Linked DNA regions of Homo sapiens: region 2 is linked to region 1. A link is an interaction called in ENCODE POLR2A ChIA-PET data of the cell type or tissue named here. Cell type or tissue: HCT116. All regions are shown on one strand. Links, peaks and the distances in the headings refer to the core of each region. The heading gives the core; the rest is flanking DNA.

Region 1 (15,425 bases), core at 8,401-10,900:
CTCAGTTTACTCATCTCTAAAGTGGAGATTACAATAGTATCTATCTCTTGGGGTCCTTTGAGGATTACATGGGGTGGTGCAGATGCCCTCACCAAATGGTAGCTGGGTGCTGGAAGCCTGGGCTCAGGAGGATACAGGTGGCCACAGCTCTGAGGGCCTCGGGGAGCTGGGAACTATTAATAAAGGCATGGCCCCATCCCTGCCCAGAGGAGCCCTGCCCGCCCCCTCCAACAAACGAGCTGGAAACGGCAGGCATTAATAAAGTTCACCCCGGCCCAGCACCCTCTCTTGGCGTCTTCCCCGGGGTTGCGTTCCCTCTCTGCTCTCCCCTCCCCTTCTTCTTAGTCTCACTACGTCCCAGGAACAAAAGTGCCCCAGCTGTAGCACCTGAACAGTGGATGCAAATGCAAGGCAGCTTCGCATGCTGGATAATCACCATCGGCCCCTGAGCTCAACACCAACTTCTCCTGCCTCAGGGCGGACCTCGCCCCCTAGGACCAATGGAGGGCTACCTCCCTGACTGGGGGTGGTGGGGGCGGGGGGAAGGGCAGTTCTCTGTTCTTCTCTGGAGTGCTCTGCATTCCTCTTGTTGGCTGAGTCTCTGCTGGCTGGAGGAAGAAGTGGATTTTTCCTGGATGGGGGACGGAGGCAAAGGGTGCTCTGCCATCGCAGGCTCTCAGCCCTGGAGAGTTTCAGCACAGCTGGGATAAATCCATCGACCAACAGTGCTTGATAGTAAAGCCAGTACATCCCCGGTAGCAGCCAGCGCATGGGCTGTGCGAGGTCTGGAGGCTTTTAAAGACAATCTAGGACTCTCACTCCACTCAAAGATTTGGCTTCTTAAAATCACGGAGCCTGGGTCAGCACAAATCTCTCTAATGAACCTGCGGCCAATGGGGCTTTTCCAGGCTGTGATCCGTGGTCCAGTGGGGACATGGCCTGGCTTGGGCCTCGCAGCCAGCCAGCCAGGCACCCCAGGGCCTTTGAGGCCAGAGGTGGTTAAGGCACCTGGGGGTGAACTTGGGTGGGTCGCCTGCCTTCTCTGCTTCTCAACTTCCTACTTAATGGGAACACAGAACTGTTTTAGGGGATCAATGGGATGGTGGAAGGTGTAGGAGAAAACCTGCTCAAATATTCTGTTCGCACGTTTTTTCTTCTCCCATCCCACCTGTCCTACACAAAGTGAGAGCATAGTAAAGGGGTTGAATAACGAACTCATTAATTGGCAGCGGGTCTGACAGAGCAACGACATTCGTTTCAACTGGTGTGATGGCCACTAACCTCAGGGTAATACCAGGACACTGATAAGTCTAGGCAGATGGAGCCAGGCCAAGTTTCCCAGATGACTGTGCGACTGTCTCTACTACCGGTGACCAGAGGACAATTCATGGCAGTGGAGGACGCTGTTCCATTCCTGTCTTTTCCTCCAAAATAGCAACACCTCTGATTAAACCCCGCACTTAGATTTTGATCCGAAAAATACTTCTAAAATACTTTTGTTTTCATAAAAAACTGATCATCAGCTGTACCATATGCCATGGTTTTTGTTTTTTTGCTTTTTCTAGAAGAGTCTTTAATGACTATTTTTACAGTTTCAGAAACCAAGCTGCAGATAATCGAAACCATTTGCTCAGGGCCACACAGCGAGGGTCCGCACAACTGCGCGGAAGACTCCGTGCCACCGGCGGCTGGGTGGCCCGAGGGAAGGCACCGATCACCAAGGCAATTTCTCGAGGACTTTGCCAGTGTCTGAGCCAAGACAGTGCACAGCCTGGGTCTGGGCGTCGCTGAGAGTAGATGCTATTAACGGAGCAGGCGCTTGGAACTGGGGGGCTGAATTTCGAATTTCACGGAAGGAAAACCGCCTTCCCTGTGGAGGAACCTTCACTACTCCAGAACGCAGGCGCCTGCACCACACCAGCCGCTCTGCGGCCTTGGTGCACTTGTTTACACACGGTTTAGCTGGACCGAGGCAGAGGCTGGGATTTTGGCAAAGGTTCCCAGGAACCTTCGGTGAGGTCGCTGCTTAGGCCCGGAGCTGCCCGATGGTCTCTGCAGAAAGTTGGAGGCCGTGTCCCCCCATCGCTATTCCAGAGCGCCTGGCCCGGCCGCGGCGGAACAGAGCGCGCACCACTGTCGGCAGCCCAGGCCTTGGCGATCGAACTGGCTCAGCCGCCTGCTTCGACCGCAGGTCCGCAAGAGCCTCAGCCCTAGCTGCGCGCCACTCTTCGCAAAGCTGCCGAAGCGGACAGGCTAAGGTTACCCTGCCCAGGGGCCCGGTGGGACCTCTGGGTGTCACCGCTGCGCTCGTGGTGGTCGCGGCTAGGTCTCCCCACTTCGGCACGGATGGCAAAGGCGCCAGCGCGCAAGCCTGGGAGGCTAGAAGTGCCGGGCGCCCTTGGAACTCAGAGCCCAAGTCAGAGCGGCAGACTCTTCTGTCCCACTGCGACCCCGGGCCTAGTGTCAGGGTGGCTGCGCCACCCCGAAGCTGCATCTCCACCCTCACTACTCAAAGCTCCTCCACCCAGTACAAAGAGCGCTTGCTTTAGGGGCGAGAGCGCGGGGCCGCCACCGCTGCACGACCCAGAACTATTATCAGAGCTTCTTTGAAGCTTACTTTCTTTTTCTTTTTTTCCTTTTTTGAGACAAGGTCTCACTCTGTCGCCCAGGCTGGAGTGCAGTGGTGCGATCACGGCTCACTGTAGCCTCGACCTCCCGGACTCAAGCGATCCTCCCACCTCAGCCTCCGGAGTAGCTGGAACCACAGGCGCGTGCCACCACGCCCGGATAATTTATTTTATTTTATTTTGTAGAGACGGGGTCGCTATGTTGCTCAGGCTGGTTTTGAATTCTTGGGCTCAAACAATCCTCCCGGCTTGGCCTCCCAAAGGGCTGAGATGATAGGCTTGAGCCACCACGCCCGGCCTAGGCTTAGTATTTCCATCTGCAAATTGCGGGGGCATTCGAACCTCGCAAGTGCTGTGCATTGCAAATCAGAGCTCCCTACCCGGGGCTGGACTGGGAACGGATGACCGGAAACCATTCCCACTAGCGGGAAGCGAGCGGCCGGCCCCAGAGTTTTCGGCGTTCTCTGCTGAGGGCTCTGATTCGGCCAGGTCCCCGTTGCGTCCCCCAGTCCCATACCCTACCCGCTGCGCGGCCTCCTAGGGAGAACTGACTGTGGCCTCACTCCCTGCCCGGACCGGGCAGACTCGCCCCTCCTTGCAGACGCCTTCGGCCCAGGCCTCCCCGCCTGCATGTAGGGCCCCGGGCGCAGCCTCGAAATCAGGGCGCCGGGAGAACCCGCGCCATCATTCTACTCGGCCCCCGGAGATGCCTCTTGTCTCCCTGCCCTGCATCTGTAAAATGGGCGCGGCTTTAGAGACGCTGGGACCGAGGCTGAGGCGGCGAGGCGGCGAGGCTGCGTCCGCAGCTGTCGCCCAGAGGCAGGCTGCTTCTCGTCCTCCATCCAGTCCTCGGCCGGGCTGGGCGCCAACACTCGGCCGCCTGCCTCCGTAGCCTTGGCCTAAGGCTGGGAGACGATCGCAAAGGAGGCCCCCTCGTGGGGCCCCTCAGGCTACTCCAGATTCCTTTTTTCTTAAGCACAGCCTCAGGGGAGCCTGCCCCATCCAGATATTACCGTTGCCCCGATTCTGCCCATAGCTCGCGTGGCTGGGGGCAGTGGGAGGTGTGTCTCCTACTGAGGACGAGGAGTCGTCGGACTTCAGTCCCGCGCAGCCACGTTGGAAACGGCGACCTAGCGGCTTGGCAACCCAGGAGGAGGGGGTTAGGCGTTAAACGCCCTTGCGCCGCTCGGCAATCGCTCCCACCCGCTGGGGGCGCCCACATTGCTCTGGGTGGAGGTGGCCGAGAGATAGTCGCTACTTGGCACCACATGAGTGGGCTCAGCTCTGTAACAGGAAAAGACCCGTAGCCCGTCTCTGGCTGGGCAAGGCTGGGTGAGGGCAAAGCGCTGGAAGACGCCAAACGCCGCGAAGGCACTAGGTGCGGGAAAGCCAGGCGCCCCCCGAGGGCCGAAGCCAGACCGGCCCCCCACCCCCGGCCTGCCTGGACGCCTACCCCGGACGGGCCTCCGGGCCAGAGGCCTTCTGCGCAAAGCGAGGCGCCCAACAGAAAGAAAAAAAAACAACGTGCGTGTGTCTCCAAAGAGGCCCAAAGAATTGAGTGTCACCCTGGCAAAACAACAGAAGTAATTTTGAAAAACAAAAATACTAGGCCTTATAAGAATGATACGTTGGGCCGGGGGCGGGGGCTCACGCCTGTAATCCCAGCACTTTGGGAGGCCGAGGCGAGCGGATCACGAGGTCAAGAGATGGAGACCATCTTGGCCAACATGGTGAAACCCCGTCTCTACTAAAAATATAAAAAATTAGCCAGGCGTGGTGACTCGCGCCTGTAGTCCCAGGTACTCCGGAGGCTGAGGCAGGAGAATCGCTTGAACCCAGGAGGCGGAGGTTGCAGTGAGCCGAGATCGCGCCACTGCACTCTAGCCTGGCGACAAAGGGAGACTCCGTCTCAGAAAAAAAGAAAGAAAGAATGATACGTTGGATTTTGGGGCCTGTGGGGGAGGGTGGAGGGGCGAGGGATAAAAGACTACACATTGAGTAGAGTGTACACTGCTCGGGTGATGGACGCCCCAAAATCTCAGAAATCACCACTAAAGAACTTATTCATGTAACCAAACGCCACCTGACCATCTGTTCCCCAAAAGCGCGTTGAAATAAAAACAATTAAGAAAAAAAACCCCGCTAGGCCTTATTATGGAGCAACAGAATAAAACGGAACGGAAGGGAGCTGGACCGCGACACCCGTCTCTGAGGAAAGCGCTTCTCCGCCAGCAAAGTCAAGGGTCCCTCTAGTCCTCAGCCGAAGGGCCAACCTTTCCCAACCCGATGACGGCGTTCATCAGGCTTTTTATTGGAGAAAATAAAAGCATTTCAGGAAAACACTCACGGAAGAGACCCGAAGTTCTGAGTCACCCTAGTCCCTCCCTGGGTGTCTTTATGTCCTGAAAGGCGCAGATCCCAGGCTAGCTGGGCTTGGAGGTGGAGGTGACGGCGGGAGCGCTGGGGGTTCAAGGTGTTTCTCAGGCGCCCTCCCCTTCCTCCAGCCCTGCAGGTGAATACAGTCCCGCAGCCCGCATAGAACGAAGGCTCGGAGCACGGGAACCTGCAGGGTGGCGCACGGCTCCGGCTCCGAGGGAGGCAGTGGGATGAGGCGGGTGGGGGTGCTCGTGGAGTGGGAGGGGTGCTCTGGGACGCGGCCCCGAAAGTGTTTTGCCTTAGGAGCTACTGGGAGCTGGGCCTGGAAGAGGGAGAGAGGGAGTCAGGGAGAAAGGAAAGAAGAGAGAGAGAGAGAGAGAGAGAGAGAGAGAGAGAGAGAAAGACAGATACATAAAGGCAAAGAGATTCAAGAAACAAGAAAGGGAAGACAAAAGGACAAGAGGACCGTGGAGAGGAGGGAGACAAAGAAACCCAGAGACACACAGAGGCCAAGAGTCAGAACTGGGGAGAGAAGAAGGAGGAGACGACGGAACAAGAAAAGGCTGAGGGCAATGAAAAGCAATAGAGGACGAACTATACTGGGAAACATCATAAATCTGTAAAGAAAAGGAGAAAGATATAGTAAAACAGAGACCCAGAGTAACATACAGAGGAGAAAACAGGGAACATTGTAGAGAAAGAAACGGAGAGGCCAGAAAGTAAGTTTTCAGAAGACTGAAAGCGAGAATGATAAAAGAGGGGGAAAAATCAAAGAACTAGAGGAAGTGTTCACGGGCTTTGTGTGTTAGATGTGACTGGAAGGGGTCAGCCGCTCCAAACCTCGCAATTCTGAAACTTCCAGCTCTTGAGCCACGGTGGAGCTGGGTGGACCCCGGCCACGACGCTACCACACCAGCGCTTAGAGTTCTGAGTTCCGGGCGCCCCGCCCACTCCAGCCCAGTGACACCGCGGGGGCTGCGGTGACGTCACATGACGTCACGCTCCACCTGGGGTCCCACGCAAACCCGACAAGGAGAGGGCCCCTAGGGTTGTGCGCTGCATTTGCTCCCCAGGCGTTTGGAGACCGAGGATTTGCAGCGGCTCTGCGCGCAAAGCCTGCCCACAGCGCGCGCAGACTGGCCAGAGCCAGGTCCTCTCTGAGGCTCCGCGGGAAAAAGAGGGCGGAAAGCGAGTTGCGGGGTGAAGTGGGGCTCCGAGTTCCGACTTGAGCTCTAAGAAGTTCGAGGCCACCCTGCCTCCCACCCCCCAGGTGGATTTGACCTGGGGACGGCCTAGGCATCTGCCCAGGCCCAGCCTTTCACTCCCCAGCCCGCCCCGGCGCTGGCCCGCGGCCTTCGGGCCTGGAGCACCTTTCCCATGTCCAGTCCCCATCCCGTGCGCACCCAGGCTGCGGGTGGCCGGCACCAACTGACCTGCACCGCGCATCCTCCTCGGGGGCCCGGGCCGGGGTTGCAGCCGAGGCGAATGCAGACGAACGTTGCGGAAGTGGACGCGCCCTGCGCGCCGCCGCTCGGCTTCTACCGCCGCAGGGGTGGGGCGCAGGGCCGGGGGTCGCCGAGCATTATTGGAACGAAAACGAAATAAAAGCGGCGTTAAGTGAAATAGCTAACTTTTTTATTAAATAAAAAGACTTAAATAAAAGGAACGGAAAAGAAGAAGAGTGGACCCAGCCTAAACGCAGGGTGCCCCGGGCCCCTGGCACTTCCCCCAGCGGCCGGGTCGGCTGCCCTTCCTCCAGCGGCCCCCGCGGGGGAAGCAGGTGGCCGGTTTCTAAAGAAAAAAGCCAAAACTTTTTTATTATTTACACGTTTGGGCAAAAGTACAAAGTATAATACAGGCGCCCGGCCCGGGGGGTGCGGGCGGGGGGCGGAGAAACGTAAGGCGCTTTCTTGTCAGGCCCGGGCCTGGGGCGGGACGGGGCGCGGGGCGGGGGCTCGGATTGTGCGGCCGCGCGGAGCTCGGGCCCTACCCCCTTCCGCGGCCCGCCAGTCTGTGGCCGCGCCCTGGGGCCTACTCGGGCTAGGCGGCCCCTTCCCCTCTCGGCGCCGGTTCCCCCGCAGCCCGCCTGGGGGGTCCGGGGCGCCCGGCTGGGTGGGGGCGGCGATCCGTGGCGACGGTGCGCGCTGGTGGGCTCACACCAGGGAGGTGACAGCGGGAACCTTGGAACTATCCTCCTCCCAGGGCTGCAGATTCTGCAGAGCAAAGAGTGACGAGTTGTGCAGACAGAGCGGGTCAGGCTGGATGGAGTCGTTGAGGCTCTTTTGGAAGGCGTCGTGTTGCAGCTGCAGCATGAGCCGGCTCGCCTGCTGCCGCTCCGCCTCCCGCTCCTCCGCCGTCTGCCGCCTGCACCGGGGGAGGGAGAGGGACAGTACCGTCATGCACCCGGCACCGCGGGGCCGCCGGCGGGGCCCCGGCCCTCCCGGGAGCCGAGGCCATCCGGGAGCCTCGAGGCGCAGAACCCGTCTGCCTCCCAGCCCGCGCTTTACGCCCGAGGCTCTTATATCCAGGGAGCCGGTTAGGATCATTTGTTTTTGTTGTGTGCCAGAGGGTCTCCAGGAGGGGACTCTGCCCGCCGCCCACCTGCACGCCCGGGTATTGTGGCTTCACCAACAATAAAGATTGTTCCTTTCGCCAGATAGCAAGGGCAGGGCCTATGTGTAACTGACTTGGCCCTGCGGGAACCGGGGTCGCTGGGGTCCGCGGGTGAGCAGGCTGGCTCTGCACCACCCGCACGACGCCCGGGGGCTGGGTCAGTCTCATCCAGTTCGCCCAGGGCCTGTCTTGAACCCCTTTCCAGACGCGATCGCTTCGCCGTTTACGGGTTGAATCAAAACAGAGATCGGATAAAAACGCGGCTGGAATGGAGACGCGGAGATGGGGGGAGAGGAAACCGGCGTCCACGAGGATTGTTGAAAATCCGAGAGGGCGGGCTGGAAGAAGGAGGAGAAGGAGAGTGCGAGAGGCCCGTGTGTGTGCGCGTGTGTGTGTGTGTGTGTGTGCCTGTGTGTTTGGGGCGGGGGTGGGTGAGAGGAAATCAAGTGAACGCAGGAGACCGTACAAAACACGGGGAGAGAGTTGGAGGGGCTCACGAAAGATGGGGATGGGGATGGAGGAGAAACCAAGGCGTGGGAGACCACGATGGAGAGAGAAGCACAGGCCAGCGAGAAGGGTGAAAGGAAGAGGTACAATCTGCGAAGGCGGGGTGGGGGTGTGTTTGGGGGAGGCAGAGGGGGGCGGGGGTAGTGGATAGCCTTAAAATAGGGCTAGTGCGAGGCTGCGGCTCGGGGCGGGACAGGTGAAGGGCAGGTGTAAGGTGGGCCGGGTCAGGCCTCTCTCACCGCCACTTGGTCCTCCGGTTTTGGAACCAGGTCTTGACCTGCGCGTCCGTCATTTTGAGGGACTTGGCGAGCGCCGCCCTCTCGGCAGAGGCCAGGTACTTCTGGCGATGGAAGCGCTTTTCCAGCTCGCAGATCTGCACCCGGGAAAAGGACGTGCGCGGCTTCTTACGCTTGGGCGGCGTCCGGTTCTGGTAGGGGTGGCCGATGCGCCGGGTCACGGTGAAGGGCGTGAGTGCGGCCGCCGCTGCGGAGACACAGGAGGGCCCCTGAAGCCCAGCCCGGCTCCGCCACCGTTCAGGCCCCATGCGGACCCCGTGGCGCCCCGTGGGACACGGAGAGCTCCGCTATTTCGCTGGTCGCGCGCGTTTCCAGAGACACCAAGCCGGTCGGGAGACCCCCTCGCCCCCTGTCCCTTCCCCCGGGCACGGGCTTATTTTCCTGCAACTCTCCGATTACCCTCCCCACCACGGCTGCCCGGGGCCCTGGGGCCGAGGCCTCCGCCGCGCTTGGGCCTCTGAAATGGTTTCCGGGAGTGGAGCGCACAGGGCGCGGCGCCTCTGGCCCCGAGAGGGCGGAGGCCTGGAGCCTGGTCGCCAGCTCTGCTCACCTGTGAAGCGGTCTTTCACGAAGCGGCGGCTGCTCTCCATCCAGGGGAAATTGAGACCGCCAAGGCTGGAGACCGTGGGCACGGAGGGCATGGCGGGTAGCGCGCTTGGCAGAGGCGGTGGCACGGCCCCGGGCAGCGGCCTGTGCGCCGGCACCCGGATCACGCCTGCGGGCGCTAGGCTCAGGTTCACACTGTAAGATCCCGCGTCCTCGAAGGGCGCGCCGAGGCCCGCAAAGGAGGCGGGCAGAGACGGGTATGTGGCGCCCGGACGGCCCCCGGGGGGCCCTCCCAGGTAGCTGGCGCCGTCGGGGCCCCGCGGGGCGGGTGCGCTGTCCTGGTCCGGGCTGTTAAGGATCTGGTCGATGCCGAAGCTGATGGGCTCGTGCGGGTGCGGGGTCTGCGCGCTGGCGGGCGCCTCCATCCTGGGCGGGCGGAAGGGCTGGGCTGGGCTGGGCGGGGAGGCGGCTGGGTCCCCGTTACGGCGCGGCCATGGAGCGCCCGGCGCCTCTCGTCGCACTGAAACTTTGCCAAGAGTGCGCGGGCCCGACAGGCTCTGTGTCATCTTTCTTGAACCGAACCTGGAGTTTCCGCTGCTAATTCCTCTCCTGCCGCAGCCATTGGCTGCGATCAACAAGCCTCTCTCCTCTCATTGGCTCCCGGCTTTCAATAAAGGCCTAATTCATGGAAATAGGAGCTTAGGGACTGTTCCAAGGTGACATCATTTTAACAAACGAACAATAGGTCAAATTTATTAGCAGGGATAATGGGCGGCGGATATTAGAGCCCGAACCACAGCCTCCCAAACCCGAAATCTAACGAAGCTGCAATTAGCAGACGCTCCCCGCTCCTCCGGGCCGGGCCGCTTCCCAGACACCGCGCTGGGTGGGTAGAGCGCTCCGCTTGTGAAATTGTCTTTTGCTGAGTGGGTTTTCGTTTTCTTCCAATTTTTTTTTTTTTTCATCTGAGCAAAAGCCAAACCAAATGCATCCTTTCAGGTACAATGGAGTTGCAACCCCGGGACGACCCGGCGGAATCCGCAGAAGCCCCTTGGACGCTACCGCCGCCGGAGGAACGAAAGGGGCGCACTACCCGGGGCAGGCTTCGCGCTGCCTGCGCGCGGGGCGAGGGGAGCACCGTAGCGTTCTCCGCGCCCCGGATGACGCCGACCCGCGTGGGGAGAATTCGCCCCCGCCCGGGTTTCGGCCGCGGCCTCGCGGCCACTTTGGAGACACTCCCTGGCTCCGGCCAGGCGGACCGAGGCGTGACTCGCAGGTGCCCACGCGTGCCAGCTGCGGCTGGGCTAGGGACGCGGGGTCGCCCGGTGGGGAGCGGGGACCTGACTCTCGTAATTCGTTGCAGGATGGAAGGGGGCTGTGGTCGCGCGTGGGAACCCGCTCGCGGCTCGGCGGGTCTAGGGACTTCGGGTTCCTGAATGTCAAAGGCGCGGGCAGCTCCTAGAGCAAATTGCGGGATTTCTTTGGGAAACGCGACTGGTGAGCCCTTCCCGGCTCCAGTCCACTTTGGGCGCTGGAACCACTCCCCGTTCTGCTCGCGCCTCAGTGACTGTCTACCCGGCCCAGGGCACCGTGGACAGGACCGCACACGAAGTAGTCACCTTCCGCTGCAGCTTTGGGGAGACAAGCGGAATCATTTTCTTCCAGCGAATTCTAAAATCGTTAGGTGCAAACTCTTTGAGTGTCGCACCCCTGGCCTGGGTTCTTCCTCCCGCTCCTTGTGGTGTGGACAGTGGTGAGAGCTCGGATGTGCTGTTGTTGGCCAGAAGTGTGTTCAAATTTGGACTGGCCATTTCCTCGCTGAGTGACCTTGAGAAATTGACTCTATATATTTAGATTTCGGTTTTCTCGTTTGCAAAAAAGGAAAATAATGCATGCATGCGGGTTGTTCGTGAGCCGCGAGTGAGATATTGAGGGAGCGCAGAGCACTGGGCCTGGCACGTAGTAGGCACTGGGCAGCGTGGCTCACCTCCCACTCTATCCCCCCAGAGTAATGGCTGATGTATTATTGTTGTGACTCTTGTTTATTTTGTTGGCAGTTTAATTTTATTTGCAGGGGCTCAGTACGTTGGAGAGAAAGGTGTATTTGTCTACCAGTAGGGTCAGTTTCAGAGGACGGGGAAAGACAGGAGGTGCAGGTTGGGGATTCTTTCTCTCTTCTCCCAACAATCCAAAGGCGTCAGGATTTGCAGGGCCTCCAGGCCTGGGTCTGGAGTTAGGTCACTTGCCCGCTGTGTGACCTTGGGCAAATTCCTGGCCCTTGCTAAGCCTTCCTGGTGGGTGTGGAGAGGGAGGCCCAACAGTGAGGAGTGAGAGCTGCAGGATGTCTGGGGTCTGGGCAAGTGCTCCCTCACTCCCTTCCAGCGACAACGACCCTCAGATGGGGTAGATGCCATTGCCCTGGCTCCAGGGGGCCTCCTGCTTCTAATTCAGGCTCTGCCACTGGCAGTGTGGGTCCCTAACCGCCCCTCCCAGAACCGCATTTTCCTTATTTGTAAAACAAAAAGGGCACCAGCTACCCCCAGGGTGGCTGTGAGAACAAAATGAGATAACATCTGTGGCAGTGCCTGTGTGAAACTCTGGCGGTTATATCATAATAACTTTAATGACAACTATAAAGCTACTGTAGCTGAGACCCTAGCCTGTGCCAGGCAGGGAGGTGGACACTTATTTATTCTTCACAATGACCCTGTGAGGAAAGGGCTGTTAGTGGCCCCAATTTCTCACTAATGAGGGAATTGAGGCTTTGAGAGTTCAAGGGAAGCACAGCTCCCCACTTGGGGGCTGGAGTTGGCACCTCACCAGCTCCACTTCCCTTCTGGCTTCCAGTGCCCGGGACTCAGGGCTGCCCTTGTCACTTCAGACACTGTTAAATCAGGACAACAAGGCCCACCGCACAGAGGTTTGTGGCACAGAATTAAGGCGTGGGTGGCACAGCGCTGCTCCCAGCTTGTGTGCTTAAGAATGGGATTCCCACCTCAGTTTACCAGCTGTGGACTCAGGGAATTATTCATCCTCTTTATGCCTCAGTTTTCTCATCTGGTAAATAAACCTCATGGGATTAAATAAGCGCCCCAGGTAAAGCCTGGCACGGGTCAGGGCTCTGCTTCACTGCTTGGCTTCCGGCTTCCTGAGATCCACGGTCCCTCATCGTCCAGCCCTGTCATACAGATGAAGGAGCTTTGGGCCACTAATTATAAGCCTCCTTTCACTTCCTATCCAGATAGCTCTTAGGCAGCTCAGGAATGGGGGGAACTTGGTTAGTCCCTAGGACAGTGGTTCTCAGAGTGTGTTTCCAGAGCAGCAGCATCAGCATCACTGGAGAATTTGTTAGAAATGCAAATTATTGGACCCTCGCCAGACCTACGGCATCAGACACTCTGGGGTAGGACTCGGCAGTCTGTGCTTAACAAGCCCTCCAGGTGATTCTGATGCCTGCTCAACTCTGGAAGCCAGTGCCCAGAATATGGTCCATTCCATCTGAGTTTTCAAATGTGTTGTTGTAACATTGTGGGAAGATTCTCTCAGAATTTGCAACTCTCATACGAATCTGTACTAATGCCTTCCACTTCTCATTCCCCGTGTCGCTCATTCATGCCTTCTCCTGATCATACTTGCCAAAGGTTTGTTATTTTGTTGGTTTTTAAAAAAGCCTTTGATGTCATTATCCCCTTTTAAGATGCCACCTCTTTCGTGAATGTTGCGGTTTAAAAAAAGATTTATTCCTTCTTTGCTGAGTTGAAAATTTAATTTGTCAATTTTCTTTCTTTTTAAATAAATGCACTCAAGGGCATACGTTTTCCTCTAAGCACTGTTTTGGCCAGGTATGTTCTGATATGTATTTGGTGTTCCTGAGGTTGTAATTTCTTGCTGCCCTTGTAATTTACCTGCTGTCACTTGATCAGTGAGGCATACACACTGAAAGAGATTAGGAAATGAGAATTGTAAGAACTGGGGATGAGGATTCCCGGGGCTAGAGAGACTTTCAGAATGGAGCACATCCTCTCCTCTTCCCCAAGAAGAAGCTGGAAGAAAGGGGTACAGCTGGTGGAGGCTTTGCCGAGAGTCATCTAGAAGAGGGTGGGGCTTCAGGGATGACAGGCAAGATGCTGGGATTTCCAGCTGGCCCATGAGCCCAGCTGTGGGAGGCCAGGTTCCTCCAGGATCATTCTGCCATTGACTTCCTGAGGGAAATGAGACTCCATTTCCCTGTCTGTGAAATGGGGTAGAGACTGAATCAGGACTTTAAATGTATTTGGGTCAGCTACCCTATTTGAAACACGGATGAAAATATTGTGGTCTGCTTCCATAGAAAAAGACAGAAACACATAATTTGGCACACACACCATGTCACAGGTTGCTGACCTGCCATGCTGTTCTTGGCTTACACACCCTAGTTAGGAGTCCCTAGGGGCCCTTCCAGTTTTCCTGATGGGAGGCTCTAAAGACACTTGCCGAAATTTATTCGCCCATTCATTTATTTATTCAACGAATATTTACTGAGCACCTACTCACATTTCCTGGACCATTCCCCAGTGCAGGGGCTTGCTTTCCCCATCTAACAGTGGGCACAAAGCAGTCTGAGCTCTTCATCACTGCTTCCCCCAGTGGGCAGGACCTAGGGAAGAACCTTCCTGAGGAGGTCTGATCAGTCTCAAGACTCTGCCAGCCAGTGGAAGGAAAAGGCCTTCAGATGTCGGCTGTTGCTTGGGACCCCCCACTGCAGGTCACGAGGCTTCAAGGACAGTTGACTTAGGGAAACAGTCTCTTGTCCAAGGGCATGTAGTAGACAGGGGTGGAGCTGGGATTTGAACCCAGGACTGTTTAGACTACAAAGCCCACATATTCCCCTTTACCTCACACCCCTCTTTGGGGGTAGGTGGTAAAGACTCTTAAGTCACAGGACTGAGTGGGGAGGGGAAGCAGTGCAGGGTCCGGGTGAATGAGCCCAAGAGTGGCGGTGAGGGCTGGCCATAGTGGGGCTCACTTGTCTCCCCTACTGGCTTGGGAGTTCCTTTTGGGCAAAATGCTGTTAGTGGCATTTGATCCCATGTCCCAGGGCTGGGTCCAGGGCGTGGAGGACTGGAGGACATTATCAAGAGTTTGTGGTATTAAACTCAATAGCACAAAGCAAGGTCAGGCAAAGGGATAAGAAAAAGGGGTCAGAATTGGGCGCAGGCATTTGCGTGCACTCAGTTCGTCATTCACCTCCCCCAGCCCTGCTTATGGCTGGTTCCTTGCATCCTTTACAACCCAGGCCAGCCCTCACCTCTCTGCCCATCCTCCAGAGCAGCACCCTCACCCCATCATCCTCTCTACCCATTGATTTTCGTCATTCCCCTCGGAACCGATCTTACTTATCCTGCTCACTAGCTTTATCTGTGGCAGGTGAATGAATGAGGGAAAGAATGATTTCCAAGGCGCTTGGGCTGTGTCAGACCCAGGACCTGGCGGGGAGGCTGGCAGCAGCCTGAGGAAGCTGACCCTAGGGCTGGAGGTTAGAGGAGAGGGAAGCAGGGCGAGATTCCTTTCTCCATGGGGTGGGGGGCTGGTGGAGGTTATAAAGGGCATGTGAACAGGGACTGTGCAGATGGCAGCATGCGCAGGGTGGCAGGAATCGGTCAGTGTGCGCAGACTCGGGGGAGCAAGGGCAGGCAGGGTGGGCAAATACATGGGGTGGCCTTCTCAGGGACCTCCAAACCTGATCTCATGCCCTTGTTTCCTTCCCCTACACCTTAGCCATTTTTCCCATTTGTGCTCCGCAACTTTCCTCCTTTCCTGACAGATTTCTCTACTAAATTTGACTTCGTTTCAACACTTTCGTTGGGCAAATTACATTAAGATGAATGTTGCAGGTACCCTTTATGGTTTATTTATTATGATACTGTTTGTATCTCACGCTTATAAATAACTTATGTTATAGCTTTTGTTTGTGGAAATGTAACTTACATATTTTATTACGCTTTCTGTAAACCTCAAAAAGAATCTTGTCAAGGAAGCACTCTTATCAGCAATCCAAACTATGGGATGTAAAAACCGACACTAACATTATTTTTTAATATGCCAAGGAGGCAGGTTACTCTTGCTGTGGTTTGAAAGGTTTGCTGTCATTGTAAACTTGCACCTCAATAAAACATTTAAAAGTCTCAAGAATGATTTTAGAAAGTTCAGGGAGGAGGATGAATCGGTGGCAGGACCCACAGACACAGCACACAACGGGCCCAGGTCCTGGACTGGCCTTTCTCTGGGAGTGCCTAGTCCCACTGTGGGTGTCAAAGTGGTTCACATCGAGCTTTCCCACCCAACTGTCCCCTAGGCCCAGCTGTGAAGGACCTAGTTCAAGGAATTATAGTGAAAAAGAAACATGAATTTTGAGGTCAGGCAAATCTGACTTTGAATCCTGGCTTGTCCATTTTCTAGCTATGTGGCTTTGGGTCAGTCT
Region 2 (15,425 bases), core at 5,204-7,703, 56 kb before region 1:
AAGCCAAGACCACTAGTGTTCACAATACATCCTCTGCTTCGTTTCACACACGTGGGCAGGGTGCATGTGCCATGAGACGATGTAGGCAGTATTCGGACATGCCGAGTGATCAACCTTGCCAGGAAACAGACGCACACAAAAACAGAGAGGTGCCAACACAAGCCGAATCTATGCGGCTGAGGCTGCAGTAACAGGAGCAGCAAGCAGTGCTGCACTAAACCCACACCTGAACACCCAGGGCCCACAAGGTCTGGACAGGCGCAGTGGGGGCTGTGGTGCTGCCGGCTCAGGGGCTGGTGGTCCAGGAGCCCTCTTCAGGACCCGGAAGCACCTTCCCTGGATCATCAACTCCAGTCTGGGTTCGGGAGATGGCACCTCTGCCGAGCACAGATCCCAGGGGAATTCTGGTCATGGTGAGAACAATCCACTCATCCTTGGATTGCTGAATTTGCAGCTGGAGTTTGAGGAGGAAAACAGGAGAAAGCAAACCTCAACGAGGTTCTGGAAGGTGCAGGCTGACGCACTTTCTGTCTCTTTTGATTGACTGATTTTTATCCTCCTTGTGGGTCATATTTTCCTTCTTTGCGACCAGGTAAGTTTTGATCGGATGCCAGGATGCCAGGTATTGTGAGTTTTACCTTGATGAGTGCTGAATATTTTTTTTTGGGGACGGTATCGCCCTCTATTGCCCAGACTGGAGCACAGTGGCATAGTCTCGGCTCACTGCAACCTCCACCTCCCAGGTTCAAGCGATTCTTCTGCCTCAAGCTCCTGAGTAGTGGGGACTACAGGCACGTGCCACCACGTCTGGCTAATTTTTGTATTTTTAGTAGAGATGGAGTTTCTCCCTGTTGGCCAGGCTGGTCTCAAACTCCTGACCTCAAGTGATCCGCCTACCTCAGCCTCCCAAAGTGCTGGGATTATAGGCGTGAGCCACCGTGCCCGGCCAAATGCTGAATATTCTTGTATTTAAAAAAAATACTGTCTAGCATGGTGGTTCACTCCTGTAATCTCAGCACTTTGGGAGGCCAAGGCAGGGGGATAGCATGAGCCCAGAAGTTCAAGACCAGACTGGGCAATATAGTGAGACCCTGTCTCTACTAAAATTAAAAAAAAAAAAAAATAGCTAGGTGGGGTGGCATGCACCTGGAGTTCTAGCTACCCAGCTACTTGGAGGCTCAGGTAGGAGGATCTCTTGAGTCCAGGAGGTCAAGGCTGCAGTAAGCCGAGATCAAGCCACTGTACTCCAGCCTGGGTGACAGAGCGAGACTCTGTCTTTAAAAAATAAATTAAAAATACTATTGAGTTGGCCAGGTGCAGTGGCTCATGCCTGTAATCCCAGCACTTTGGGAGGCCACGGCAGGTGGATCACCTGAGGTCAGGAGTTCGAGACCAGCCTGACCAACATGGTGAAATACTGTCTCTACCAAAAAATGCAAAAATTAGCCGAGCATATGGTGCATACCTGTAATCTCAGCTACTGGGGCGGCTGAGCCAGGAGAATGGCTTGAACCCAGGAGGCGGAGGTTGCAGTGAGCTGCGATCATGCCACCACACTCCAGCCTGGGTGACAGAGCAAGACTCCATCTCAAAAAATAATAATACTATTGAGTTTTGTTTTGGCACACAGTTAAGATTCTCAGAATGAGTTTGATTCATTGTGAATCTTGCTTTTCGGTTTCATTAGGTGGAATTAAAGCAGCCTGTTATCTAGAGCCAGTTTTCTCACCATTTCTGAGGCAAAAACTCTTGACTACTCTACTGGATGCCCTGGGCAGGATGAGGTTTTCCCACTCTGCCTGAATACCAATGATCCACAGCCCTGTCTGTGTGAGGTCTAGGGATGGTTCTTTTGAGGGGGTTCTTTCTCCAGCTTCAGGTGGTTTCTTTTCTTTTCTTTTCTTTTCTTTTTTTGAGACGGAATTTTTACTCTTGTTGCCCAGGCTGGAGTGCAATGGCTTGATCTCAACTCATCGCAACCTCCGCCTCCCAGGTTCAAGCGATTCTCCTGCCTCAGCGTCCCAAGTAACTGAGATTACAGGTGCCCGCCACCACCCCTGGCTAATTTTTTTGTATTTTTAGTAGAGACAGGGTTTTACCATGTTGGTCAGGCTGGTCTCGAACTCCTGACCTCAGGTAATCCACCCACCTCAGCCTCCCAAAGTGCTGGGATTACAGGCCTGAGCCACCGCGCCCGGCTTCAAGTGGTTTCTGTCACGCGCGTCTGTGTGAAGAGACCACCAAACAGGCTTTGGGTGAGCAATAAAGCTTTTTAATCACCTGGGCGCAGGCAGGCTGAGTTTGAAAAGAGAGTCAGCAAAGGGTGGTGGGATTATCATTAGTTCTTATAGGTTTGGGATAGGCAGTGGAGTTAGGAGAAATTTTTTTGTGGGCAGGGGGCGGATCTTACAAAGTCCATTCTCAAGGGTGGGAAGAATATTACAAAGTACCTTCTTAAGGGCGGGGAATATCACAAAGTACATGATCGCAGGGGCGGGGAGCGTGTATTGTCATAAGGTCAACTGATCAGTGAGGGTGGGGCAGGAACAAAGCACAATGGTGGAAAGGCAAGACCTGGCTGTTTTCACTTCTTTTGTGGATCTTCAGTTGCTTCGGGCCATCTAGATGTATACCTGCAGGTCACAGGGGATGTGATGGCTTAGCTTGGGCTCAGAGGCCTGACAGTCTCTATACAAGCCTTTGCTGATTCATCTTCAGTTGAAGACATGAAGGGAGCCTTCTGCAGCTCTCTGGGTCTCTCTGTGTATAACTCTCTCCTCCCCAGTACTCTGCCCTGCAAACGCTAGCCACCTGGGCCTCCCCAAACTCCCAACGCTACCTCAACTCAGGGAGACGACCAGACTCCACACATCCCGCCTCCCTTTGCTGTGGCCTGGAAACGCTCCTAGAACTCAGCTAGGCAATCATCTGTTTCCTCTCTCAAGCGTGATTGCCCTGTGCTGACTATGTGATGTCTGAAAAGGCTTATTTCATATATTTTGTCAAGTTTTTAGTTGTTTAAAATGGAAGTGTAAATCCAATCGCTGTTATCCATCTTAGTCAAACACATTAGTTTAAGACTGCCGTTTTTTTGTTTTTGTTTTTGAGACTCAGTCTCACTCTGTCGCCCAGGACAGTGATGCAATGTCGGCTCACTGCAACCTCCGCCTCCTGGGTTCAAAGGATTCTCCTGCCTCAGCCTCTTAAGTAGCTGGGATTACAGGCGCCCGCCACCACGCCCGGCTAATTTTCGTTGTGTGTTTTTGTTTTTGTTTTTATTTTTGTTGTTTTGTTTTTTTGTTTTAGTAGAGGCGGGGTTTCACCATGTTGGCCAGGCTGGTTTCGAACTCTTGACCTCAGATGATCTGCTCCCCCCACCTCCCAAAGTGCTGGGATTACAGATGTGAGTCACTGTGCCCAGTAAGACTGTTGCTTTTTAACCTAAGTTTTGAAGTTGCAGTTTCTTCTACAATTTCCCAGTGGGGAATCATAGCGTTGCATGAATACTATGTTCTGGGCACTGTGAAAAGCTAGGTTCCAGCTTTTGGGCGCCATCACGCCCAGCTAGTTTTTTGTATTTTTAGTAGAGACAGAGTTTCACCGTGTTGGTCGGGCTGGTTTCAAACTCCTGACCTCAAGTGATCCACCCACCTGGTGAGATCTGCCTGCCTCTGTTGTTATTTTTAGAAACTAAAGTTTATTTTCCATCAATCTTATTTTCATGTTGCTTAAGAGCCTGTGGGGCTGGGTGCAGTGGCTCATGCCTGTAATCCCAGCACTCTGGGAAGCCGAGGCGGGCGGATCACCTTAGGTCAGGAGTTCAAGACCAGTCTGGCCAACATGGTGAAACCCCGTCTCTACTAAAGATGTGGAAAAATTAGCCAGGCGTGGTGACACGCGTCTGTAATCCCAGCTACTTGGGAGGCCGAGACATGAGAATCACTTGAACCTGGGAGGCAGAGGTCTCAGTGAGCCAAGATTGCACCATTGCACTTCAGTGTGGGTGACAAAGCAAGACTTCATCTCAAAAAAAAAAAAAAAAAAAAAGGCTTGTGGAAGAACAGCTTAAGACCACACATTGGTTGTTCCTACCCGTTTAGTGGCCTGAGCAATGAGAGCTGAAGGTCAGTCTTCCATGGCAGGCTGAGTGTTCCACATCTTCAATAGAGAACTGCTGGATAGACACTGGGTACCTGCATGCCTCCGACCAGTCTGCAACCTCAGGCTAACTAGCAGTGAACTCAGGAGCTGGAGCAGTCCATTCACCCGGAAATCTGAAATTCCTCTGTGGTCTGTGGTCATAGCTTTTTCAGCAGTAGCCTGTTCTTTTTTTTTTTTTTTTTTTTCTTTTCTGTTTTTTTTTTTTTTTTTTTTTGAGACGGAGTCTCGTTCTGTCACCCAGGCTGGAGTGTGGAGTGCAGTGGTGTGATCTTGGCTCACTGCAACCTCTGCCTCCCGGGTTCAAGTGATTCTCCTGCCTCAACCTCCTGAGTAGCTAGGACTACAGGCATGTGCCACCACGCCGGGCTAATTTTTTGTATTGTTAATAGAGACGGGGTTTCATTGCGTTAGCCAGGATGGTCTCAATTTACTGACCTCGTGATCTGCTTGCCTTGGCCTCCTCAAGTGCTGGGATTACAGGCATGAGCTTTTCCATCTCTTCGGGATCTCTGTAGAAGCAGAGATCAGGCATGATCTCTAATGGGTGTTCACAGGAGACAGTGCCAGGCATGTGCAGAACTTCCTGAGCCAGCATTCCCCACATCAGACCCCCGAGTGAGCTCCCTTGTTGCATGGGATGGAAATATCCACACAGCGCAGAGGAGAACCTGTGTTCCACAGAGGTATGGTAGGTAGGTTATCATGAGATGCTGCTGTGAGAGGCCAGTGGCCACCCTGGGATCAGTATCTACCAACAGACGCAGCTCCCAGAAGGCTGCCTGGACCTGGTTAATGAAGGTTCCAGGGGTGAAGTGGCCAGCAATAGGAGTGGCTCCTGTGGCAGCAGCAAAGCTCAGCTCAGCCCGCTGGCCAGGATTCCGGGAGGACATGAGACTGACATCAGAAGGGTTTTAATTTTTTTTTTTTTGGACAGGAAGTAGAATGTATTGGTGAATATTAAGAGGGCGGCAGCACAGTGGAAGCCCTCGTGAGTGCAGGGCCCGCCACTTGTCCAGAAGGCCACGACTGGGGATGTACTTTACCCCACAGCCATCTAGGATGAGCCGCTTCTCAGCCACCATGTCCTCAAATTCATTGGCATTGAACTTGATGAAGCCCCACTTCTTTGAGATGTGGATCTTCTGGCGGCCAGGAAACTTGAACTTGGCCCTGTGCAGGGCTTCTATCACATGCTCCTTGTTCTGCAGCTTGGTACAGATGGACATGATAACTTGGCCAATGTGAACCCTGGCCACAGTGCCCTGGGGCTTTCCAAAGGCACCTCGCATGCCTGTCCGGAGCCTACACTGGGGTAATGCAAAGTCAGAAACATGAACATCCATCTGAAAAGCCTGTCTCCAAGGTCCCGTAGAGCAACCCGTACAATAAACAGGCTGCATATACTACCAAGGAAGCTGCTGTTTGCAGCGATTGCACACTGGGCCCCCATGAGGAAAGGAACTCAGTCGGCTTAATTGGCTGCAGAATCAGAAGGGTTTTCAATGGCAACAATGGTACAAGCTGCCAACAGAATTAGATTCTTCAGATTTAGGATGTAAATGCCGTCACTTTTCTTTTTTGTTTGTTTGTTTTTTTTTGTTTGAGACAGAGTTTTGCTCTTGTTGCCCAGGCTGGAGTGCAATGGCGCGGTCTTGGCTCACTGCAACCTCTGCCTCCTGAGTTCAAGTGATTCTCCTGCCTCAGCCTCCCAAGTAGCTGGGATTACAGGCATGCGCCACCATGCCCAGCTAATTTTGTATTTTTAGTAAAGACAGGGTTTCTCCATGTTGGTCAGGGTGGTCTCGAACTCCCAAGCTCAGGTGATCCACCTGCCTCGATCTCCCAAAGTGCTGGGATTACAGGCGTGAGCCACCACGCCCAACACTTTTCCTTTGTAGATATACTGTTCCAACTGGAACCAGGTTGGTGCCACCTAAGTGGGTTCCTGCTGCAAGAAACTAGAGGATATTCCCCTCCTTCATTTGCAGGACATCGAGGCTCTGGACATTGTGGAAATTTCCCTTTAAGTTAAGATGAGAATCCAGAACGGCGTCGTATGGCCCCCTCTATGGGTAGCATGGAGAACCTACAGAATGTTAAATGGGGTCTTACTGATTATCTCCGGCTCCCAGTTCAGTCTCCAGTCTGAGGAAAATAGCTGACATGTCTCCCTCTTTCTAAAGTGTACCAATCAAGCAGAACCTACTAGAAGTTGCTAACCCATCCTATGGCATATAGTTCATTATGTATCTCCAGACTATAGAGAAGAGCAACCAGGAGAGTCATTGAGGAGACTGATCAGAGGATACAGAGGATTTCTTTGAAAGGAGTTACTGGCCTAGAGGTCAGGGCTATTCCTACCCTGGACCTGAAGTCAAGTCAGAAGTCTCCATTAGCCGCAGTGCTGCCCTGTACTGGAGCAAAAGATGCTGAGAGAGATCTGGAAAAATGTGACCTGTGTCTCCTGGAGTTAAGGGAGTGCAGAGTCCACTTCCCAACTCTTTTTCTTTTTTCTTTTTTGAGAAGAAGTCTCGCTGTGTTGCCCAGGTTGGAGCGCAGTGTCACGATCTCGGCTCACCTGCAACCTCTGCCTCCCGGGTTCTGGCAATTCTCCTGCCTCAGCCTCCCAAGTAGCTGGGACTACAGGTGCCCGTCACCATGCCCGGCTAATTTTTGTTTTTTTAGTAGAGACAGGGTTTCACCATGTTGGCCAGGCTGGTCTTGAACTCCTGGCCTCAAGTGATCCACGCACCTCGGCCTCCCAGAGTGCTGAGATTACAGGCGTGAGCCACCACGCCTGGTCAATGCTTCCCAACTCTTGCCTGGAAAAGTCTGAAGTCCAGAGGCTGGCTAGAGCTACCTGTACTGGCAAAGAAAAGAGAGGACTGTGGTGAGCTTGACTGCACTTCCAGAATTTGGCATATCCAGAAGTAACCAGCTTAGAGAATTCTTAAAAGGACCTTACCAAGAGAAATTTACCTACTTGGTGAGGCAACACTAGGCTACAAAGGCTGATTATTTCCCCCCCAGATTTATTTATTTATTTATTTATTTATTTATTTATTATTTTATTTTGTAGAGACAGGATCTCCCTATGTTGCCCAGGCTGGTCTTAAACTTCTGGCCTCAAAATGATCCTTTCTGCCTCATCCTCTCAAAATGCTGGGATTACAGGTTTGAACCACTGTATTCGGCCTCCAGATTTACATACGTTGCAAAAATAGTACCAGAAGAAATTCCTTATACTTTTTGTCCAGATTCCTCAAATATTAACATTTTACATAGCCATAATACATATATAAAAGCCAGGAAATTAACACTGATACAGCACTATTATCTGATCTATAGACCTAATTCAAATTTTACGAACTGTCCCACTGATCTTCTTTTTCTGGTTCAGGATTCAGTGCAGTATCTCCTCACACATTAAGTTGCATGTCTCCTTAATCTTCTGTAATCTGGAACTGTTCCTCAGTCCTTTGTCTTCCATGACCCTGACACTTGTAAAGATAACTGGCCACTTATCTTGTACAATAGCCCGCATCTGGGGTTTGGCTGAGGTTTCCTCGTGGCTAATTTCAGTTCTTCATTTTTGTTGTGAATATCAGAGAAGGCATGCAATGTCCTGTGTGTATCATGTCAGGAGGCACATGATATTTTTCCCATTTCTGGGGATGTTCACTTTGATCACTTGATAGGGTGATGTCTAGAGGTTTCTCCACTACAAAGTTACTCTTTTCCCTTTGTAATTAATAAGTATTTTGTGGGAAGATCTTTAAGACCAAGTAACTATCCCATTTTCTATATTATTTTACCTACTCATCCTAGCTTCTGTTGAAGTGTTTTTACCTAAAAAAGTGATTAGCATAGTATTTGCCAAACAATGCTTTTCAATGTCTATTTGCTAGTTGAAATTCTACTGTAAGGAAGAGCTTTTCCATCTTATCTCTGTATTTATTTATGTCAGGATGGATTCATGATTCTTACTTTATTCTATGTGTCGTAATGTATTACTCTTAGTATTTACTTTCTTTTTCCTTTCTCTCTCTGTCCTTTTTTTTCTTTTGAGACAGGGTCTTGCTCTGTTGCCCAGGCTCAAGTGCAGTGGCACAATCATGGCTCACTGCAGCCTTGACCTCCCAGGCTCAAGCAATCCTCCCACCTCAGCCTCCAGAGTAGCTGGGACTACAGGTGCGTACCACCACACCGGGCTAATTTTTAAATTTTTTGTAGAGCTAGGGTGTCACTGTGTTGCCCAGGCTGGTATTGAACCATGGGTTCAAGAGATCCTTCCACCTTGGCCTCCCAAGGTGCCAGGATTACAGATGTGAGTCACCAGGCCCAGCCTGTTCTCTTGCTTAAACTGTTTAAGGTTTGGCCATTGGAACCCCTTCAAATGGGCTCCTGTGTCCTTTTGACACAACCCATCATTTTGTGTGTGTGCAGTTCCTATTTTCTGTTGCACATTAATTTTGTACTTTCCCTGCCCTAGCACTGAAATCAGCCATTTCTTCACGGAGATGTAATTCCTTTCATTGGCTAATGGTATTTAGAAATCCAGACCCGGGTGCTAGTTGTGTTCATTGGTTGTAGGATGCACAAACACACACACACAACACACACACACTAGTTGATACCTACAATTGCAAACCAAAATAATAGGTTTCATGCAGCCTTTCCCATTTCTTATTTTAACTGCTTTCTCTGACAAAGAGAAATTTAGCTTTCATTGTCCATAATACATTTATTTTCTCCAATACATGTAAATTAGTTTCAGAGATGCTAATATATATAGCCATGAGAAAAATTACTAAGTATAATACTTATGCTCAATTTATTTATTTTTTTTGGCCTTATAGGACATAGCCAAAAATGCTCTTTTCCAGAGTTACTTAGGGTAGTTATTTTCTTCCTCCATCTCCAGTGTGGTTTGGTATTCATTTTTGCTACAGCTAATTTTTTGTTTTTTTGTTTTTTTTTTTTGAGATGTAGTCTCGCTCTGTTGCCCAGACTGGACTACAGTGGCAAGATCTCGGCTCACTGCAACCTCCGCCTCCCAGATTCAAGCAATTCTCCTGTCTCAGCCTCCCGAGTAGCTGGGGTTACAGGCGCACACCACCATGCCCAGCTAATTTTTTGTATTTTAGTAGAGACAGGGTTTCACCTTGTTGCCCAGGCTGGTCTCGAACTCCTGAGCTCAGGCATTCCACCCGCCTTGGCCTCCCAAAGTGCTAGGATTACAGGCATGAGCCACTGAGCCTGGCCAGTTTATTGTTTTTGTTTGTATTCCATTTGGGGCCCTATCCCATCTTTGCTGATTACATTTTCATTCATTTTTAAGTATGTGAAATATTTACATGGTTTTAAAAGTCAGAAATATACAAAAAGGATGGCTCAGAGTGATATCACTTCCCCTATCCTTTCTACCCTATTCCTGTCTACTGCCTATAAATTACCAATCTCATTTGTTTCTTTTTTTTTTTTTGAGACGGACTCTTGCTCTGTCACCCAGGCTGGAGTGCAGTGGAGCACTCTCGGCTCACTGCAGCCTCCGCCTCCCAGGTTCAAGCGATTCTTGTGCCTCAGCCTCCTGAGTAGCTGGGATTACAGGCGCACACCACCACGACCAGCTAATTTTTGTATTTTTAAGATACAGCCATGTTGGCCAGGCTGGTCTCGAACTCCTGACCTCAGGTGATCTACCCGCTTGGGCCTCCCGAAGTGCTGGGATTACAGGCATGAGCGACTGCAGCCGGCCCAATTATTACAGGAAAGGAGTCCCGATCTAGACCCCAGTAGAGGGTTCTTGGATCGTGCGCCAGGAAAAATTCAGGGAGAGTCCGCGGTGCAAAGTGAAGGCAAATTATTAAGAAAGTAAAGGAATAAGAGAATGGCTACTCCATAGACAGGGGAGCCCCGAGGACTGCAGGTTCCCCATTTTTATGGTTATTTCTTGATGATATGCTAAACAAGGAGTGGATTATTCATGCCTCCCCTGTTTAGACCATATAGGGTAATTTCCTGATGGTGCCATGGCATCTGTAAACTGTCATGAGGCTGGTGGGAGTGTAGCAGTGGGGACGACCAGAGGTCACTCTCGTGGCCTTCTTGGTTTTGGTGGGTTTTAGCCGGCTCCTTCACTGCAACCTGTTTTATCAGCAAGGTCTTTATGACCCGTATTTTGTGCTGACCTCCTATCTCATCCTGTGACTTAAAATGCCTTAACCGCCTGGGAATGCAGCCCAGTAGGTTTCAGCCTCATTTTACCCAGCCCCCATTCAAGATGGAGTTGTTCTGGGTCACACGCCTCTGACACAATCTCATGTTTCTGGATTATTCTTCTTGTTTTCTTTTTTGTACAGTTGAGCTGCAGAGATGAGATTAGGGTAAGATGTGTAAGGAACTCACCTTGGGCACAAAACTGGGGCGGGGTGGGGGTGTCAAAAAATCAGTAGCCAGGATAAATAATATTTTAGTGCAATGTTTTAAAAATCAAAATGAATGCAAAAAAATCCATGATAACAAAATATCAAAAATTTGAATAAATTTCGGTGCTGTGCTGAGCCCTATCGGAACCAGAAGCGAAAGGAAAAGTCGTGCACCTCCCTGTACCTGTTTTTAAGTAGCTTTTTTTTTTCTAGGTGAATCTCATCTTAATTGCAAAACACTTCAGTTACAGCACATTCAACAATGAACCAACAGGAAAGTTGCTGACTTTTGACATGTGAATATATAAAAATCTCCTGCAATTCAGGTAGTCAAGATAATAAGCGCATACAAGGAAAGCAATTCTCGTTTTTCTGAAAATGGTTCTACATTTTATTTTATTTAATTTATTTATTTTGAGACAGAGTCTCGCCCTGTCACCCAGGCTGGAGTGCAATGACACAATCTCAGCTCACTGCAACCTCCGCTTCCTGGGTTCAAGTGATTCTCCTGCCTCAGCCTCCTGAGTAGCTGAGAATACAGGTGCCCACCACCACGCCCAGCTAATTTTTGTATTGTTAGGAAAGACAGAGATTCACCACGTTGGCTAGGCTGGTCTCAAACTCTGGACCTTGTGATCTGCCCGCCTTGGCCTCCCAAAGTGCTAGAATTACAGGCATGAGCCACCGCGCCTGGCCTATTTTATTTATTTATTTATTTGAGATGGAGTCTTGCTCTGTTGCCCAGGCTAGAGTGCAATGGCGGGATCTTGGCTCACTACAACCCCTGCCTCCTGGATTCAAGTGATTCTCCTGCCTCAGCCTCCCGAGTAGCTGGGATTACAGGTGCCCGCTGTCATGCCTGGCTAATTTTTGTATTTTTGTAGAGATGGGGTTTCACCATGTTAGCCAGGCTGGTCTTGATCTCCTGACCTCAGGTGATCTGCCCACCTCGGTCTCCCAAAATGCTGGGATTACAGGCGTGAGCCTCCACGCCCAGCCTGTTCTACATTTTAAAAGGTGACTAGGCATACTTGGAAGTTCAAAGCAGCAGGATGTACCTTGCCGGAAAAGAAGGAGAAAACCCTTTGTCACGTTGTTAGACAAATATATATCAAATATATTCCAATGCCACTGGATAGAGTAAGTTGGATGACTTCTTTGAACTAGGCTAGGGCAGAACGTTGAGTGAAAGGGGGTCCTGGGTGGGGACGCGAATCCAGGAGAAAAGGAGCACCAGATCCTATGCAACGCCAAACACATCAGCTCCACCCTCTGACACAGACGAGGCATACCGCCCCATGTCCCCAGACACGGGATGCATGAAAACAGTCATCCGATAGTTACTGTTCTCAGTGCCTGGTGTTTTCTAGTGGTCTTCATTCAGGCCATGGAGAAAACCTTTTACCACCAAATGCAAACTGTCATTGAACTTAGGGTCATAAAGGATGTTACAGGGAAATTCTTGTAACGATACATAAGGACTCCTATTTACCTAATTAGAGCAATGATTACACAATTGACATTTCTGTTTTCATAAGGGTTTGTTCTCTACACTCCAGTGGTTTAAGAAAAACATTGTCAGCCAGGCGTAGTGGCTGACGCCCGTAATCCCAGCACTTTGGGAGGCCGAAGCGGGTGGATCACCTGAGGTCAGGAGTTCAAGACCATCCTGGCCAACATGGTGAAACCCCGTCTCTACTAAAAATACAAAAATTAGCTGGGCATGGTGGTGGGCGCCTATAATCCCAGCTGCTTGGAAGGTTGGGGCAGGATAATCGTTTGAACCCGGGAGGCAGAGTTTTCGGTGAGCCAAGATCGTGCCATTGCATTCCAGCCTGGGCAACAAGAATGAAACTCAGTCTCAAAAAAAAAAAAAATTGTCTGATTTTGATTTTATTTTACTTTTTTTTTGAGATGGAGTTTCGCTCTTGTTGCCCAAGCTGGAGTGCAATGGTACAATCTTGGCTCACTGCAACCTCTGCCTCCCAGATTCAAGTGATTCTCCTGCCTCAGCCTCCCGAGTAGCTGGGATTACAGGCATGTGCCATCATGCCCGGCTAATTTTGTATTTTTACTAGAGATGGGGTTTCTCCATGTTGGTCAGGCTGGTCTTGAACTCCTGACCTCAGGTGATCAGCCCGCCTCGGCCTCCCAAAGTGCTGGGATTATAGATGTAAGCCACCGCTCCTGGCCCTTTTTTTTTTTTTTTTCTGAGATGGAGCCTTGCTCTGTCACCCAGGCTGGAGTGCAGTGGTGTGATCTTGGCTCACTGCAACTTCCGCATCCTGGGTTCAAGTAATTATCCTGCCCCAGCTTCCCAAGTAGCTGGGAGTATAGATGTGCAACACCATGCCTGGCTAATTTTTATTTTTATTTTTTGTATTTTTAGAAGATACAGGGTTTCACCATGTTGGCCAGGCTGGTCTCAAACCCCTGACCCCGGGTGATCTGCCCGCCTCAGCCTCCCAAAGTGCTGGGATTACAGGTGTGAGCCACCATGCCTGTCCTTCCTTCCTTATTCAAATCTCTTCTTTTCTATACCTTAAAGTAGCTTTTGATGCCTAGTTTTCCCCCAGAATGTTAAAGCAGTTGAGGGAAAAATATAAAAGTCAATGGATTAAAACTCACATCATTTTAAATGCAAATATTTTATTTATACAAAAAATAGCCCCATCTATGGCGTAGCCCATCTCTGAACCAGCCCATGATTCTTCCTCTGTCATCTGGGCATAGGGAAGCTCCCATGAGGCCATAGGTATAAGCTGAGAGAGAAGGATTAGTGCAATGGAGGCAGGTGACATGGGTCTGGGCCCACCCATTCATATAACTTACTTGTGCCCTTTGGGCCTGTCTGAGCCCAATCCTGGGCGTACTGCTTCCACTGTACAGTAGAATGAGGCTGTGCCCACCTAACCTTAGGATTTAGTGGGTCTGACAGTCACTTGATTCCAGCAGTCAGATGCTCGGTCTCTACCAGGACACAGTAGCACTCCAAAAACCCATTTTCTTAAGTGGTTCTCTATTGCAGATAGAATGCCCTTGCTCCAAAACTCTGTTTAGGGGTTTGACAGAAACTTCACATGGTGTGTTTATCACCAATAACCTTATCATGATGGGATCTGTTGGGCCATATGGCCCAGATGGCAGGCCCAGTTATGCTGCAGCCTGGAGCTGCTGCAGAGCCCTTTCTGGCCCTGCCCACTACTCAGACCTGGCATTCTTTCAAGTCACCTGATATCTGATATATGGGTCAGAACAATATTTCTGAGAGCAGAACATCCAAAACTCAAGAGGCTTTTATCAAGCCTTGTGCGTCTTTCTTAGTGTGGGAGTTGCCAGATGCAATAATGCACTTGACCTATCTTCCCACATCCCGCACTGGTACCTGAACAGTTCGCTAGCTTCGCTGGTTTCTGAACCTTTGCAGGGTTTAATTTCTTGCCCTCTGGAGCACATATATCTTGCCAGAGCATCTAAATACTTGCCATTTCCTTGTTGGCTGCCCACTTTCTTGTCCCTAGGAACACCAGGGCCTATTTGTCATTATAAGCGATCCCTGGGAGTCAAGTCTCCCAGTGGCCATTCCAGCCTTGCTGCCCATTAGAGTCATTCCACCACCTTGCCTTTGGTAGTTAAGAACTGCCATCTAGCCCCACAGAACAGCCAATACTGAGCTTCTCGGTGATGCCAATGGCTCCCTCACTAACTCATTTCATATCACTTAATAAAAGCGAGAATCTCTCGGCCCTCCTTTGCCTGCTCATCTGGTAGGTTCTCAGGTCTTACACAATGAGTGTTTTGGCCACTTCCTCAACACTGTGCCCTGACACCTTTCTAGCACGCCCCACCTTTATTTATGTGCACCATCAGTTTTTCCAAGCTTCCAGGAGCCACCACAACTGGGGCTGGTACCAGGAACCCTCAGTAGGGTGCTGAATCCTGAGCCATGGAAGGATCCTTCATATCAACAAGCTCTTCCTTACTGCGTCTTATATTCTCCCTTCATCCCTTAGTATCCATTCCCAGTGGGTACTTTTTTCCCTGTTCTGGGCCCTGCAGCTCTACCATTTTCTTCCCTAGCAGGTCCTATACTTCCTCAGCTAGGCCACGCTGTGACTTGACTTTGATTATTGGTCTCATAGCCATAGGGGAGGTGGTAACCCATCTCGAGGAGGGCAAATATCATTTTGAAAGGCATCCACTTTGGTTGAAACACATACATTTTTCAAGAAAGGGGATGCTGCTGTATACCAGTAGGGGATAATGGGCCACTCTCGCAGGCCCACGGGTTCAGGGGAATCTGGAGTTTCAATGAGATCACATAAGGTCTATCTAGATATCAGCATTCCGGGTCTAAGGGGCCCTTTCTTCCTTCTGGTGGCATAGGAGAGTAGCAAAGGCTGCAGATTCAGGCTTCTTTGTAGTTCTGTTGCTATCACGTCTTGGGTGTGATCTTCAGCATGGTGTGCTCTCTTGATGAAGGTGCCTTAAGTGTTACCATAGAGGCCTTCTGACTCATACCAGGTCCTGAATTGGTAATTGGCCAACCTGAGCTTGTAATTTTCTTCTTCAGTCAAAAAGTGGGCGAAGGACATGAAGAGACACTTCTCAAAAGAAGACATTTATGCAGCCAAAAGACACATGAAAAAATGCTCACCATCACTGGCCATCAGAGAAATGCAAATCAAAACCACAATGAGATACCATCTCACACTAGTTAGAATGGCGATCATTAAAAAGTCAGGAAACAACAGGTGCTGGAGAGGATGTGGAGAAATAGGAACACTTTTACACTGTTGGTGGGACTGTAAGCTAGTTCAACCATTGTGGAAGTCA

The links. Peaks named below come from ENCODE experiments on the same cell type or tissue, not always from the same donor. Only the 100,000 strongest peaks of a DNase experiment are listed, where the experiment ranks them.
Region 2: POLR2A ChIA-PET joins it to region 1 with 5 read pairs; 6 of 35 experiments call an interaction of 5 or more read pairs at or near these places.

What each region holds. Positions count from the first base shown.
Region 1 is chr5:171,303,331-171,318,755 of GRCh38, reverse strand. It overlaps TLX3 (T cell leukemia homeobox 3), which reads right to left and starts at 9,508. Exons shown (of 3, transcript NM_021025.4): 1 at 8,970-9,508; 2 at 8,363-8,606; 3 at 6,617-7,367. The coding sequence starts at 9,390. The coding sequence ends at 7,157. RefSeq lists enhancers at 1-365, 366-940, 8,246-9,130, 9,131-10,016, 10,017-10,901 and 4 more. In HCT116, for the core only: a CTCF peak has its summit at 8,427; DNase peaks (open chromatin) are centred at 8,455 and 9,695; H3K4me3 peaks cover 2,413 bases; H3K27ac peaks cover 949 bases.
Region 2 is chr5:171,356,339-171,371,763 of GRCh38, reverse strand. SNORA70J (small nucleolar RNA, H/ACA box 70J) reads right to left here and starts at 5,646; the gene lies at 5,512-5,646. It also overlaps the pseudogene RN7SL339P, the pseudogene RPSAP71 and the pseudogene RPL10P8. In HCT116, for the core only: a CTCF peak has its summit at 6,225; a DNase peak (open chromatin) is centred at 6,211.